2 separate regions of the Mus musculus genome follow, and region 2 is linked to region 1. A link is a loop called in an ENCODE intact Hi-C map of the cell type or tissue named here. Cell type or tissue: left cerebral cortex. All regions are shown on one strand.

What was found. Peaks named below come from ENCODE experiments on the same cell type or tissue, not always from the same donor. Only the 100,000 strongest peaks of a DNase experiment are listed, where the experiment ranks them.
Region 2: a loop joins it to region 1, with 4 times the contacts of the local background. A loop is called at or near these places in 4 of 42 quality-filtered maps.

The regions. Positions count from the first base shown.
Region 1 is chr1:98,188,242-98,196,241 of GRCm38, reverse strand. It overlaps Gm29461 (predicted gene 29461), which reads right to left. Exons shown (of 4, transcript NR_151613.1): 4 at 5,544-8,000. Among named protein-coding and RNA genes, the nearest start is that of Gm29461, 19 kb to the right of the region's middle. In left cerebral cortex, no CTCF peak of the experiment used is centred here; DNase peaks (open chromatin) are centred at 3,966, 4,812, 5,286 and 5,863; H3K27ac peaks cover 3,423 bases.
Region 2 is chr1:98,264,385-98,272,384 of GRCm38, reverse strand. No RefSeq gene overlaps it. Among named protein-coding and RNA genes, the nearest start is that of Gm29461, 95 kb to the right of the region's middle. In left cerebral cortex, no CTCF peak of the experiment used is centred here; a DNase peak (open chromatin) is centred at 3,311.

The sequences.
Region 1 (8,000 bases):
GTTTGGACTGTGCTTCACAACTCTGCATTTCAGTCAGTTGTGGTTTTCTGTAAAGGTCTCTCTCTGTTGCAAAGAGAACTTTCCTTGATGAGAAGTGAACATTTATCCATGTGTTTAAGAACAATGTTTGGAATATAGTTAGGAATTATGCTGGTTTAGTAAAATCCATAAATTGGTGAAAGCCATGAGGGAAGGTTGTGGCACACAAGCAAGCTTCCTGGAGACAGTCTACCATTTTGCATGGCTGTAATGGATGAACCCTGGAAAGGCACAGCCCCAGGTGCTTTGTTCCAGGATTGCTTCTTGCTGCTGGTGTGCCTTCTCATGTTTGTCATTCCTTTTCTGATATGGTGTGATTGACAAAGAAAGACCTTTCTGCCTATAGTCTGTTAGATTGGTTCACAGAATCAACATGAAGATGAACTTTCATGAAACAAAGATGTTTCAATGTATTAATGAATATATAGAATTCCTGATTTGATTCAAATAAATTTAGGAAGTTAGAATAATTGATAGAAAGTTTAAGAAGATGGTTTAAATTGTTGTGCCAGAAAGATATAATAAAGTCAGAATCAAGAATAGAATGTGCCCCTTTCTCATGGAATAGGAAGAAAAGGCTTCATGGAAAGGTGGACAACGAGCTTTCATGCACTACAATCATGTAGATTGCACCAGGAAATAGAATAGATTTAGAACAAATTAATGATCATGGGAAAAAATTTCATTCTAGGTCAGGTCCAAGGATGAGGTTATAGGTGTACACTATGATAAAGCAAGATCGTGTAAAACCACTGCTTTGAACTAATGAGCTTATAGAATGAAACACTACTTTGAAGTTATAATCAGCATCCTGCTGTAACTCCCTCCTGTGTAACATTTTTATCTATGAGGTAATTTTTCTTAAACAGAGAACTTTTCTCTAAAAAGCTATAGAAAGCTGAAAGCAAAATAAAGCTAACTGTACCTCCTTTCTGCATCATTGTGTGCGTGTGCGTGTGTGTGTGTGTGTGCGCGCGTGTGTGTGCACGCATGTGTGTGCGTGTGCGTGCGTGTGTGTGCGCGCGCGTGTGTGTGCACGCATGTGTGTGCGTGTGTGTGTGTGCGCGCGCGCGCGTGTGTGCACGCATGTGTGTGCGTGTGTGTGTGTGAGTGTGGGTGGGTGTGGGTGTGAGTGTGTGTGACTTTCTTTTCCTTTCTCTCTGGTTAAAGAAGAGTTAATAAGCTCAGGGGTGGGGGCTCTGAGTTAAAGAGTAAAGAGCCCTAAGAAGTTATACTTCTTTTTCTAATGCCCTGCTGTTATTAGCAGGAGTCAATTGCCAAAAACCATTACCTCTGGCCCTAGAATAGCAAGAGAGAGTTAATTGTCAGGAACCATCAGCATTTGCTGCCCTTGCCTGCTCCCCACCCCGCAAATGACTCTACATCCAATCGTAATTCGCCTGGATGTCAAAGCTGGTCTTTGACAATAAATTCACCTATTTGGTTAGGTTTTCAATACCAGGCATGAGTTTTCTCTTCTTAAGTGGGTCTTACATTCATACAATTAAAAAGCTATTGGTTACCACCAAAGTATGTGTGCCACTATTGCACTCTTAAGGTTATCTTGCTATGCAGGTCATTTGTGTGATTCATAGGAATCATAGCTGGGAAGGACTGTTAATTGTATCTCTATTTTGAAAGCTTGCATGACATCTTCTGGTTCCATGAACGCTAGTCCTCAGCAAGGTTTTCAAGCCACATTCAGCTCAGGGGCTTCTGGGAACTGTGTCTGAGATGTACTTTTTTTCCAGCAACAGGGATTTACCTTCTACCTGTAAGAGCAACCAAGGGCAATGGCAATACCCTTCATTGTTCTGGGAGTCTCTAGATCAACCCTAACCAAAAACCTCAAAACACAACTTCTCATGCTTGATATCTGGGGTTTTATTAGATGGTCTCTGGATCCTGGGGTAGCACTATAAGTCCAGATATGAAGTTTTCATTTATACTGTATATGTATATTTATAAACAGAATTTCAGGTATTATAAGTAGTTTTAGGTAATAAGTAGTATGAGTATTTATGGCTTTTTTACACATTCCCCACTGTCATTTTACCCTCCTTCTTCTGTGTTTATTTCCATCCCCATTTCCAAATTAGAGCCACCCCATTTTTCCCATTTTCCATTTCAGATCATTTGAACCCCACTATCTCCCTCTCTATTCAACCTTTCCCTCCCCTGCTCCCATATTCACAAGGGTCCCTTCTTACTTTCCTGGTTTCTTCAGTTACTCTAGGTAAGTATTCCTATTTAAAGACTCTGAGCTCCAAATGAGAGATGAGATGTGATATTTGTCTTTCAAGGTCTGGGTTACCTCATTCAATATGATCATTTCCAGTTCCATCCATTTACCTTCCTATTTTGTGATTTCATTTTTTTATAGCTAAATAGTAAATGCATGCCACATTTTTAGTATCCATTCATCAGTTGGAGAACATTTAGGCTGCTTCCATTTCCTAGCTATTATGAAAAAAAATGAATCTTACAGTCTTTTTAAGAGAGTCTCTTGCCTCTCTTTAAAAGACTAGGGTTCTAATTTCTAGAATTGACTAATTAATAATTTGTTGCCCTGTCCAAATATTCAAAAACACATTTTCTAGATAGCTAGCTGCATGTCCTACTTTGTATAGTATTAAGTTATTGTAGGGCTACTTACACTAAGAAGTAGCTGCCTATTCTCTGTTACCTTTATAATAATAATAATAATTAATAATAATAATAAAGCTTTGGTGTCCTTTCTGATGGTAGAACAAGACAGAGTGGCCCAATGTCTTAATCCCACTTAGATACAAGACTTGTGCCTACTTGAAACCTCTACTTTAGACAATTATAGAGAAGAGAAACAAATAAATTAATTATGTATTAAACAAAGAAAAATGGGAGTTCCCATACTATATTTATTAAAGATACGTGTTAGATGTTGAGACACATTCTGTCCTTCCCCTATTACATCCTAATCTGAATAGGATTTCATAATGTACTATAGACGCCAGATATGGTTATCTCACCAGCCCTGTATCCAACCCTGAAAGGATCTGGCTCCATTCTTATTTTGAAACTGTTTTACTCTATTTGACCTTTTTCAAATTCAATGCCAGGTGATCTTGGGAGCAGCAAGATCTGACATTGCAAAGACTAATGTCCTGTCATGTTCATTCTGTCTCAGGGCTTTTGTGTCACCGTCATCTCATCCTGTAAGAATGCCTCTGATCTTTTCCATTATTAAGACATCTTCAAAACATGCTAGCTGTAAAAGATTCAATTTCCATTAAAAGCCAAAGGCTTCTCTCCATCGCCTTTGGTAATTTGTACAGTTGGCACTAATTCAGCTCTCTCGATATTCAGCAGAGCCCTTTTGTCTTCTGATAGTTACAAGAAGTGGTGATTAATGCTTGAAAGATGTGTCACACTCTCCCCTTTCTTCAAGATCCTTAATGCAGATAGACTTTGCAGAGGGAGACTGGTAGAATGTGCTAATCGGCTCAAAGATGAATTTCACACATCTCTTCTAGAGTACAGGGCACTACTCAGCTGAGTGCTGAACTCAGTACTTGGAGTTCCTCATACTTGGAGGGCTGGACTCATCATTTGGTATCAGAGTTAATATATAGGTGCCACTCAGACTTTCCCACCTGCCAACAGACCTGTGGGAGGGAAGCTTTTATGTCCAGTGCTTACACCACATTGTTGCACTCACTTTTCTGCTTGTCTGCTTGTCCCAAAGACACCATAGCTTCCTCTAGGCAAAAGCAACACTACAGTGATTATTATAGAAAGGACAAACTATTCAGACCTAAAATAACGTAGTGAATGAATCACAACAGATTGATGGCATAACTCACATCCAAAAGCCAAGAGCCAGAATTACACGGTTTATTTTAAGACGGCAGAAGAGTAAAAAGCAGATTGAAAAGCATACGACATCTCTGCAGCTCGAGCTCTGCAAACAACGATGGCATTTGCAGAGTTCTGCGAGCCTTCTCAAATGTGGTTGCAGTTTTAATGTGTGTTGACATCTTTCTCTGTGTGCAGAATTAGCTGGGAGAACAACATTTTGTGCTTTTTCCTGCTTGCGACAGCATGAGCACATGGAAAGAGCCAGTAACTGAGCAGCCATTCCCCATGGAAGGACACTAAGACAGTTTTGCTTCAGTTTTTACACAGTAGTATTATGAATACATGGGATTGCCTGGGTCACGGATCATTCCAATGACACAGGGAAAAAAAGAAAGCACATTAGGTATTCCTCTTACATCATTCTCTGAAGCAGGGGCAAATGAAACAGATAAATGTAATCATTGGAAAATAATTTTACTGTTATCAAATTAGAGGCATGGTAAATAACTGAGATCAGAACTTCACAGAGGCTCTCAAGGAACTGGAGTTTCACACTATAATTTAGAAAACAATAGAGTGAAAAATTAAAGAGCACTAACATGAAATAAATTTAGGAAGACTGAAAAAGAAACAACATACAAGAACTGTACTGATTAGGAAATGGGCAATTTAAGTTCTTGAGAAGAGTAAATCTCCAGCAAGAATTAATTTGCTTCCTGCTGAGTCCTGCTGGTTTTTCTTCTCTCCTCAATCACTGTTTATTTCATAAAATCAGCATTCACCTATCTCTTTTGATTATTTAATTTTGGGGGGATTTTCTTCTCACAAAGCTGTTAGCACAGCTAAACTCAACTCCGCATGCAATGTGTAAACACATGATAATGGCCTGCAGAAGTGTTGGATTGTTTATTCCACTCTGCAGACCTCATTGTTTAGATGCTGTTTCCCCTCCAGAGAAATCTCTCAGTAGGATTCCTAAAGCGGCTTCTCACTGCCTGCATCTTTCACTGACATTTACCAAATGCCCAGGCTCTCATAGAAAAAAAAAAAAAATCACGAAAGCAATATTCAAACTGTGACAGATTCTTATTTCTAAACAAGAGATGGGTCATGAGCTGTAGCTGACAAAAACGGTGAAAAAAAAAATGTTTTTAAATGAGAATTTCCTCAAACTTCACTATCTCCATCTCTGTGGCTGTCTAAAATTCTGCATTCTCAGGTGGGGACCAGAGGGTTGGTAAAAGCATTCTCTGGTTGAGAGTTACTATTCATTAAAAAAGAAACAATGGGCGCCATCCCAATGGAATTCTCCTGGCAGAATATTCAAATAAAGCATGCTTCAAGTATGGCACAAACCTTTAGAAATAAACAGCTCCGCATCCTCTTAGATGAGTCATGCGGGTTTTCACTTTGTCACAAGGACAAGCATGATGCAGACGGCCTTTCCTTCTCTCTTTATTCAGCTTCTTTACTGTTTTTGATTAGTTACCTCAGCTGAGACTCCTTGCTCGATGCAAAGGCTCCTGGTGGCTTGTCTGAGCCTGGATGTGTCAAGACAGAATATTCCTTCTAAGTCCAAGGCTGAGTTTTCCCACCCTGGCATTTGTCCCCGGAGTTCTAGATGTTGATGGGCAGTTATTTAAAAAGATGATTGTTTTTCTGTGTGATTTAAAATAAAGTTTAGCTTTATTGTGCCCTTTGTAATGGTATTTGTCATCTTATATTTAATAGCAGGCTGTCAGGCTGCTTTATTTTAAACCAAGACAAAAGACTACCATAGGAAAAATACAATCACCAAATCAAATATTCATGCAGATCCTCAGATTGAACTTAATTTATGAGATAACCTCTAAGATTATTAGTGTATTGTGGCCATACTTATGTTTTTCACTCTCATGCTTTGTCACTGTAGAGACATGAAAATGCTATTCATTGTTGCTAGGAGATGGGTGGCTATGGCAACAGCATGGGGCAGAGCCAGATGGAGCGCCTCAAGCTAGTCAGGGTTAGCCTCATTTTTTGATCTCCAAATGACTCCTCTGCAGTCCTGTGAATGAAGAATCAGCCTCTTCAGCTTGTTTCAAAAGATAGGCCACATGGCTTCTCCTCGCGTGTCAGCTGTCCCCATTAACAAGTGTCTTTTGCGTGTTTAACGATGTACTGTGAGGTTGTTGGAAAGGGAAAAGACACTGGATAACAAGGGGATTATCACTGTTTAACTGTGTTCTCATACTGTTATTAATCTAGCACAGATCTGGTGCCATATGTGGCTTGTCATCATTCCATTTAACTCCTGGTGACTCTCGTGGAAGTGCCATTCCAAGAGCAGAGGGGACATATGTTCCTAATTTTGGTTTGCTCATTCCTCAAAGATTTATGGCTATTCTAAAGTCATGAATCATCATCTTTAAGGCACCCTTACATTTCATCAGAATAGACTATCTTCTCTGGATCTTCTTTATGCTGAGTTTTGTGGATTCTGCCTTTAAGCCTAGTACTTGAAAAGTTGTAGCAGAAGGATAACCCCAAGTTCAAGGCCAGCCTATGCAACAAAGTGAAACCTTTCTCTAGTCCTCCCTTCTCAAAAATATCTCATCACACGGCTATACACAGTATGACAAGTTTTTTTTCAAAACCTTGGGGTGTAGTGAACACACACATGTTCCTCTTATAAACAAATAAAAATGTTAACATGTTAAAGTCATTAGTGTTTGAGTAGGTCAGTGTTCTCCAGAGCAGCAGAACCTATAGCTGAATAGTAAAAAGAATGCCTTAAATCAGCTTAGAAGCAGAGAAGCCCACAGTGACTCAGTACTGAAGGCTGGTACACCTGCAATTGGAGTGAATCCCACACTCATGGTCTCACACCAGAAGCCCACAACCCAGCACTCAGTCCCAGAGGCTGGTGCCACAGCAATCCTAACCTGGAGCTGCAAACCTTAAACGTTCCCGGAGAATGGCTAGTCCTTGGTCAGTGATGAAGCCTGGAAATGCTGGTTCTGCGATCCCTGGAGACATCAGCCATGGCTGCAATGGGAAACCCACTTGGTGTCTGAAGGTATGGACAAAGGAGAACAATGTTCCCAGTGCCAGGCTCTCTGTTTATCTAGGCGGCTCCCAGAAGGAACCATTCACACTGGAGTAGGTTTTTTCTCACCCACTGAGAAAATCAGGGCAATCCTTCAGGTGAAACTCCCTACTCACATGATTGTAATTCCTGACAAATTAACATTAAGACCAACCATCACCGGGGTTCATAGGGATGAATCTGGTTTTCTAAAAATATCCATTACTCATACTTTTTTAGTATATCATTGTCTCCCAAAACACTATATCCCCACACTCCTTACCATAGCAGATACCATTGAACCTGAATGTGCCAACTTGTAGTTCACTAGCCAATCAAACTGAATATGCTCTGCAAGACTTTCCTCTGGTAAGATCAGAGAGATTTCTAATTTCTTGTCCCTTTCAACTCTTCTACACCATTCCCTCACACAAAATATCGCTTCTAATTTATCTCTTTTTTGTTTCCTATATGCTTACTGGTTCAAATATTTATCAGGTACTTCCTATGTACCTGGTCCTCATGCCAGTTTCCATTAGCTAAAGAAGAGCATAATGAGAGTGAAAGACCATCTAACAGGGATAATATATCCATAAAAATTAACAATGAATGTCATTTCTTAGGTGTTTCCTATATGCAGGACATGTGTGAACACTATATTTAATGTTCATAATGTCATCATTATCATTTACAGCTAAGACTTGCTCAGACTCAAGACTAAGTGACTTGCCCAGTCAGGGAGGCAGAAAGCAATGAAACATACTACAGCGTAGCTCCATCTCCCTTCAAAAATGATAATTCCTTTATTGATTTGACATAATGGGATATTCTCAGTAATAAAATGTGTGTTATTCCAGGCTGGATGCCAGATAAGGAAGTGATGAATCCGTAAGAGCGGGCCAATGAGGTCATAGGCACTAGAACAGCTAAGCTGGTAAATAAGGATGTGACGAGTGACATGGAAGGAAGGGGACATTTTAGAAATAGGCATAACCTAGAACATCATTATTTTAAGCTTCCTTTAATTACTTTCAGTCCTTTCAGCCTCCCCATATAT
Region 2 (8,000 bases), 76 kb before region 1:
ATTTTATAACATTAGAAGAATTATCCATTTTAAGTTTTGAGTACATGCTATTTTACAGGCAACATACTAGATTTATGAAGAATAACTCAGTTTCACTGTCATAATTTATAATATCATACTGTCAATTTCAATGTTATAAATGAGAAGGATACTGTTATAGCTACATGGAATGAATAAAGTCATATTTAGTGATATTGAATTATATGCAGCACAAAACCAAAAAAAAAAAAAACAAAAAGCAAGAGGGAAAAAACCACCAATTGGGTGTCTGAATTGAATCAGAATTAAGGGACAGATTAAAGACTGACTTTGGGCCTCCATGTTTATTTCTGTGTCTTACTTCAAAGTCATATTCATGCTTAAACTAGTCCAATATAAAGGTCTCTTGTGTAATCTGTTTTTACCTCTTCTTTGTTAACCTAGCCTCTAACTTTAAACAGCATTTTTTTCAAATGCATCAAAAATTCTAATTGTTTTTTTGCAAAGGCATATACATAATAAAGGTCAAACTGAAAGCAAAGACCTAGGCTTTCTTTTAGTTCTACTAGATCTGACACTTCTTTTCACTCTTTCTTAATATTTAACAGATATATAATAATAATAATCACCAAAATTATGAACCACAGTCACTCCTATAATATCTTTATTCTAAAGACAGTTTCTGAAATTGTCAATATCTCTACATATAATGTCAATTCCATTCCATGTAACTTCCTGGATGAAAATAAGGAATTGCTAAAAAGGACATCACAGGCAGCAGCAGGTATGAACAATCTCATTTAAAGATAGATAGATAGAAAGATAGATAGATAGATAGATAGATAGGCAGCAGGCTTTAAGCAATGTATATATGAACTTTAATCAGATAACATAGATAGATAGATAGATAGATAGATAGATAGATAGATAGACACACATATATTGACAGACATATATACATAAACACTAGCAACATAAAAAGCTTATGTTGAATTTATTCTAATAATATAAGAATTATTTTAATTAGAAAACTACTATTATTGAATATCTGAACTAACTGAAAAAAAGAACCACATGGCCACCTCAATAAATGAGAAAATAGTTTTAAAATTAGTACCATATCATAATAAAAGATTTAAACTACTGAAGATATATCTGCATCTGCTCCTTTATTGCAGCCTTGTTCACAAGTGACAAGGTGTTGTGGGACCGTGAAAAGCAACCTGTTTTCTGGTTGAGCTAGTTTTAAACCCTGAAGACCTAGCAGATAACTACAAGGAATGGAAGGTGTTTGCCACACTCCTAGACACCAGGCTCCTGACAAGAGGCCTCAGCTCTCCATAATTCTGTGGCCATCAGTCACATAGGGCAATGTTCCAAGCCCCTCCACAGGTAGAGGATGTAACTTCAGGTCATGTAGCCTCAAGACAGGACTCCATTTTAATGAGGCACCTAAAAGTCTGAATGGTTTAGCCAATTAAGCTCTCCTTCCTGGACATTCCTCCCACGGCCAAGGGACCTGCAAGCCCAACTCCTGCAGTCCCACAGGACCCCAGACTACGGTTCTCCACCCTTGGAACTGGGTCCTGCGGCTTCTTACAGCCCAGCAGCAGCATGGGGTGCACACTGTCAAACTTACCGAGTCCCACCTCACCCAGCAGCCGGAGCCCTGGACCTGATACGGGACACCATTTTAACCCACAAGGTACGAATTCAATCGACAAGCTAAATCAATAAACCAAAGCTGCTATCTATATTCAATGGAATACTATTCAGTCATAAAAAAGAATGCAAGCATCATTTTTAGCAACAGAGAATTAAAAACTGAAAGTTTAATCATATCAAAGCAGAAGATAAAATAGATATAAGTGAACACAGGGAATATGTGAAGTGTATTGCTGGAGACATCATCTTACAAGGAAAGAAAAACACCTTCCTCTTCTCAGCTAGAAGACTATGGCAAGGCAACAGTTACTTGAGTAACTGTTCAAAAGAGATAAGAGACAAGACTCTGGATGACTACACTACGAAGATATGATGAATGTTTGAAGTGAGAAGCATACCAATGACCCTGTTAAGGTCATTTTACATGCCCACCAGCCAATATCACACTGCAGCCCAAAAGGATGTGATTACTACATGTGAATTAAAAGTAAAGCTATACCTTTGAAATGTTTTTCTAAAATTCAGCACACTTGGAATGCAACGGAGCTGAAATCCTAGGTATCTGGTTAAATACACAGTCAATTAAGTATGTCAATGAGGTCTGGAAAAAAAAACATACTGGAGCATCTTTAAGTCTTGCAATTAGTCTGTCAGGAATAATTTTATCTGGTAAAATGAAGTACAAAAGTAAAAACAAAGATGAAACCACATTATCAAATCACCCTCCATATTTAAAAAAAATATATGTGATAATAGCATACAGCCCCATTCCCTCATGGTATGGGTCCTTTGTAAGTCACACTTGAGTCTGTGAGGCTTCAGTATGATACTAGTGGTGTTGAGGGAGAGGCGCTAAGGGAAATGCACGGGGCTGTAGCTGCACATATAAAACCAGTCTGCTTACTTTTCACAGGACAGTCGCAATCTACATTGCTTTCTCGTGGTTTTATCTAAATTGCATAATTTAATCCTAACTTTTGCTTTACAAGAAATAAATTACAAACTAAAGGTCAAATCAAACACTTTCAAAAATGCAATCCTCTTCAGGGAGAAAACTGTGAAAAAGAAAATGTCCCATTTACACTCATGTGATTATTAATCTAATTAGAAACCATGACAGAGTCAATTTACTGTAAGGACGATAAAGGACTCTTCTAACTTGATCAACTTAGGGAGGCTTTATGGCATAATGCTAATGCTACATGACTATGTTGAAAAATAGTACAGTATCCTAGATCTTCCAGAATTACATGTGACACATCTTTTTTCAAGGTACCTGTCATTCAACACAGGGAGAAATTAAGCAAGTGACTACCTAGAGCCTTCACCTACTAATTAGTGTTCATGGTACGAGAAGGATCTCTGCATGCTACCAAAGGAAGTTAAACATCAAAACAGCTACCAAAAAATTGATCCAATGATGACCTGCCTGCAAGATGGGCTATAGAGGCACAAAGCTTGTGAGAGTAACCAACCAATGCCCACTCCATGAGATGGACTCCATCCCCAATACTGCTCTGGTGGCCAACAACGTGAGACTGAATTAACCAGGGACTTAGGAGAAAAGCAAGCACTTCTGTTTTGCTAGAGTAATATATTTATAAAATGACTCATAATGACATCTGCTACACACATAGACCAGTGTGTTGTTCAGCCATCATCAAAGAAGTTTCTTTCTATAGCAGATGAGAACAAATATAGAGACACACAGCCAGGCAATGTGCAGGGAATATTGTGATCTGTCTACTACTCAGTCACTGTTTAAAGCCAATAGAATAGCTGGCCAGTGACTATAATAGCTGTTCGGGATCCCAGTGTAGTTCAAAGCCTTTTTCTCAGGGTGAGCTTTTAAGCACAGCCACCACATTCTGGGTTGACATACTTCAGTTAACAAGAACAGTTAGCCAGAAGGAGAACTACGAAAGCCAAAAAAAAAAAAAAGAAAAAAGCAAGGTTAGTACATTTAGAGATTTTTCCCAGAACTAAGGACTTTGATGGATTGGGTCTCTGTTTTCATTTTGGCAGGTGGTGTAGAGTTTTATGTCCTGAATCGTACTTCCATCATTAAGGCATAAGGTCTGAGAAACTACTAATGTCTGAGGCCCTGTTACAATTGTAAGGAACCTTGGAACACTAAGTTCTAAATGGGATCTCTCCTCTCAGAGTTCAGGAAACCTAAGGAGAAGAGGCATGAAAATTGGGAGAGCTAGAGGGTATGGAAGAAATCTCTACGCTCTCTAAACATTGGGGCCTGGAGCACTTATAGTTTGTGGCAGCTTGCACAGGGTCTGTGCCAACTGAGGTTTCCCCAGTGCTGAGAAAGGAAGTAGACACATGCCTCCAGTCCTAACCCAAAAGCTGTCACCAATTAATATACTCACAAGTAAAAATTAGTTCTCTTCGATGGAGTCTCACTGGGTATACAAACCACTCTTAAGGACAGGCCCCACACCCAGCTAACACATAAAACAAATTCAAGGGCATCTTTCAAGGGTCTTAGCCTCATAATGTTTTGTCAGGGAATTTTTTTTTAACTTTCCAGGTGCTCTGTGTTTATGTTAAGACTTCCAGTCTTATGGAATTTCTGTGTGTATGATCATGAGTGTCTCTGTGTCTATATGTGTTTTTCATGGTTTTGTCGTTTTTCTTTGGCTCTTTTTCTTGTTTATTTTGTCCTGTTTGTCTGTTTGTTTTTGTCTTATCTTATCTTACATTATTATTATTATTATTATTATTATTATTAAGATGTATTTGTGTTTTCTAAAGAAAGAAAGTGTGAATTTGAATGTAGATGAGGTGGGGTATCAGAGAAGTTGAGGAGGGAAACCATAATTTGAATATATTGCATGAAAGAATATTTTTCAATAATAAAAAAAATGGAAAATATTTCATGAGTAAGCAATATTTTTGTTTGTTTGTTTTTGTTCTTTTATCATTTACTTGTGCTTTACTTATAAGGAGAATGCAAATTCAAAACCAGATCTTAATAATCCAAACAAATATCATGGTCTAGATAGTGCAAGGGTATGGGAAATACATGTCCTCTGTATCAAGCTTTTGAATGCACTATATAGTTCATTTTAAAGCCAGAGAATCCTCTTCCTCATTGTTTGTCTGGATAGCATTTTTTTTTAAATGGAGAAGCCCTGGCTCTTGACCATCGCACAGTCAAGGCTTTTATTGGGAAACAATGGCTTTAAAGTGGCCTCCAACATCCTCACTGCCCAGAGCAGCTGGTGCTTCCTCTGCCAAGTTCAAGAAAGAAGGGGCTGCCGTGCCGCATGGGGCCCTTAGCGGGCTCACGTGTACAGCTCAAAATCAATGCGCTTGGAGTTGTAGAACTGGCCGCCCGGAGGGTCCAGCTTCTGACAATAACCACCATCCGGGAAGTAACCTTCACTCACCCACGTCTGCATCTGGGCACTGGTGAAGGGTCCATACAGCTCGGCGTCCCCCGTGTTCTCCCATTTATACTCCCACATCACATCCATCAGGCCATCTCCTGTTGACTCTGCCTCCTCTCTTTGGGTAGGAGTTGGGGTTTCCAGTTCACCCTCTGCTACTTCCTCAGCAAACATGTCCAGGGAGGGTTGGATAGCATTTTCAAACAGTGCTACATACAAACTTATTTGGTAAAATGTGCCAGCACATTCTCCAAAAAAAATTTTCCATGCTCAATGAACTTTAAAATCCATTCATGTCGAGTTCTCCTAGGCTATCTACAGTATGTTTCCGACAATAAAAACTCTGAAATTCTTCAATAAAGATAAAGATGGAATTTTTCCACAAAATATTTTCAAAGAATGACTAATGTTCTATGAAAGAAATATCAAATAAATTTAAAAATTAGAACAACCCAAAACTAGTGTGTCATGTTGAAGAGTTATCATATCAGGTCTTGAGGATTTCCCATGCCTATTTTACAAGCAAATGTTTCTGCCCAAAGTATGTTCTAACTTCTTTCAAAATACATTCTTCCTACATAACATATTCTCCTTGAAGTGTTAATAAGTGGAGTAGCTAGGAATATTTCATACATTTCAGAAGTGAATTTTTAAATAATATTCTAAAAGTCAAAGGTATCACCTGTTTAGTAAATGTATAATATGATAATCCTTCTCATATACTTTACAACTTTTCCATTTTCCTTTCACTCATTTAATTTTAATCAAGTATTCCCATCAAACATGGTAATATTATGAATTAATGGATTTGAGTTAAATCACAATATCTATGTGCCTGCCTATACCATACCACCATGTGTGGATTAATTTCCTCATAACCATTGGCTATTCAACTTATTTTGGGGGGCATATTAAATCTGTTTATTTCATACCAGCTGAAATATGTAATGTTGATGATTCTTTTATATACTCAAATAATAATAATAATATATTATATTATATAATAAAGCAATATTAATTCTGATTTTATTTTATAAGGATTTTTTAAGTTATTATGTAATAAAGAAATGTGTAAACATAAGCTTTGGTATAAATGTGATATTAATATCAAAACATATGAAAACTCCCAGAGTTATCTGCCATCCTCTTAGCATGATAGAGTGACATCCATATAGCCCAGAGGAAGCGGTTTATTAGAGTAGATATATCTGTCCAGAGTTCTCATGGAATGCATGAATACATGGATACATGGAATACATGAATACATATAATACATTGAACACTGGAATTCATGAAACATATCAATACATGGAATACACAGATACATAAATTACATAAATACACAGAACATAGAATATATAGATCCATAGAATACATAGAACATATGAATACATGAAATACATGGATACATGTATATATAGAACACATGAATACATGGAACACATGAATTCATGGAATACAGAGGCAGACTGAACTTCAAGAATTGGTTTTATAGATGTCAAAAAAGAAAGCAAAATTGAGAGTTATCAATGAACAGAGTTATTTATTCTTCTTATTTTTGGTTGATGGATAAATCATAGAGCACTAGTTGTCTTTGTTGTTGATATCCAGCTTTCATTCCTGGTGGTGAGACAGGATAAAGGATATACTCTTGATTTTCTTGTATAGGTTGATTTGCTTTGTGTCCAAATATGTGGTCAAAATTGGGAAAAGTTCAATAAGCAGCTAAGAAGAAGGTATAGTATTTTGTGTTTGAGTGAAGTGTCCTGTAGATTTCTGGTGAGCTGAGTTATGACATTATTTAATTACAATATTCTCTTTAGTTTGATCTGGGTGGTTAACCCGATTATTGAATGGGTATGGGATTGGTGACTGAAGTCACCCATTCAGTGTGTGAGTGTCATAGGATTTTAGCTGTAGCAGTGTTTCTTTTATGAACCTTGGTGCCTTTGTATTTGGTGTATAACTGTTTAAAATTGCAATATCTTTTGGATGGATTTTTCCCTTTGATAAGTAGGTAGTATCCTTCCTTATAACTTATGTTTTGTATTGTTGTAAGTCTATATTCTCAGATATTAAGATGGCTATATCTGCTTGCTTCTTGGGTCCATTTGCATGGAATATCTTTTCCACCCTTTTACCATGTGCTGATGTCTATCTTCAATTATGAGTGTGCTTCTTACATGCAACAGAAAGATGGATCCTGTTTTCCAGTCTAATCTGTTAGCCTGTGTCTTTTTATGGGGTAATTGAGAACACTAATATTGAGAGTCATCAATGAACAGCATTACTTGATTCCTCTTTATTTTGTTGTTATGGTGTGTATCCCCCACTTTCCATTTATTGGCAAGAAGTTATTTGCTCCTTGTGTCTTCTTATGTCATTTAACCTATGTAGACTGATGTTTTTCTTCTAGTGTCTTCTATAGAGATGGATTGGTAAATAAAACTTGTTTAAATTTGGTTTGATTATGGAATTTTTTCTTTCACTGTTGGTTGTGTTGATAGTTTTTGCTTGACATAGTAGTCTGCTCTGGCATCTGTGGATTCTCCAAGTTTGTAGAACATCCATCCAGGCCCTCCTAGCTTTCAGAGCTACCACTGAGAAGTTGGGTTTTATTCTTTTGGAGGGGGGGTTGATGCAGCAGACTTTATTAATGTGGACAGTAGGGCTTCCTAGGCCCCTCCGATTATTATGGATGTCTGGGATGGAAACTGTGAGGGAGATGCTCAGTGTTGGAGGCAGAGTTAGGACAGGGACTCCTCAGCAACTGAAGGCTTCTCTCTTCCTTTCAGTGTCCTTGCTTGGGTGGGTGGTCCAGGGTTTCTTACTCCTTCTAGGCAATGTTGGCCATGAGGTCTACCACCCTGTTGCTGTAGCCATATTCATTGTCATACCAGAAATGAGCTTTACAAAATTGTCATTGAGAGCAATGTCAGACCTAACATCAAA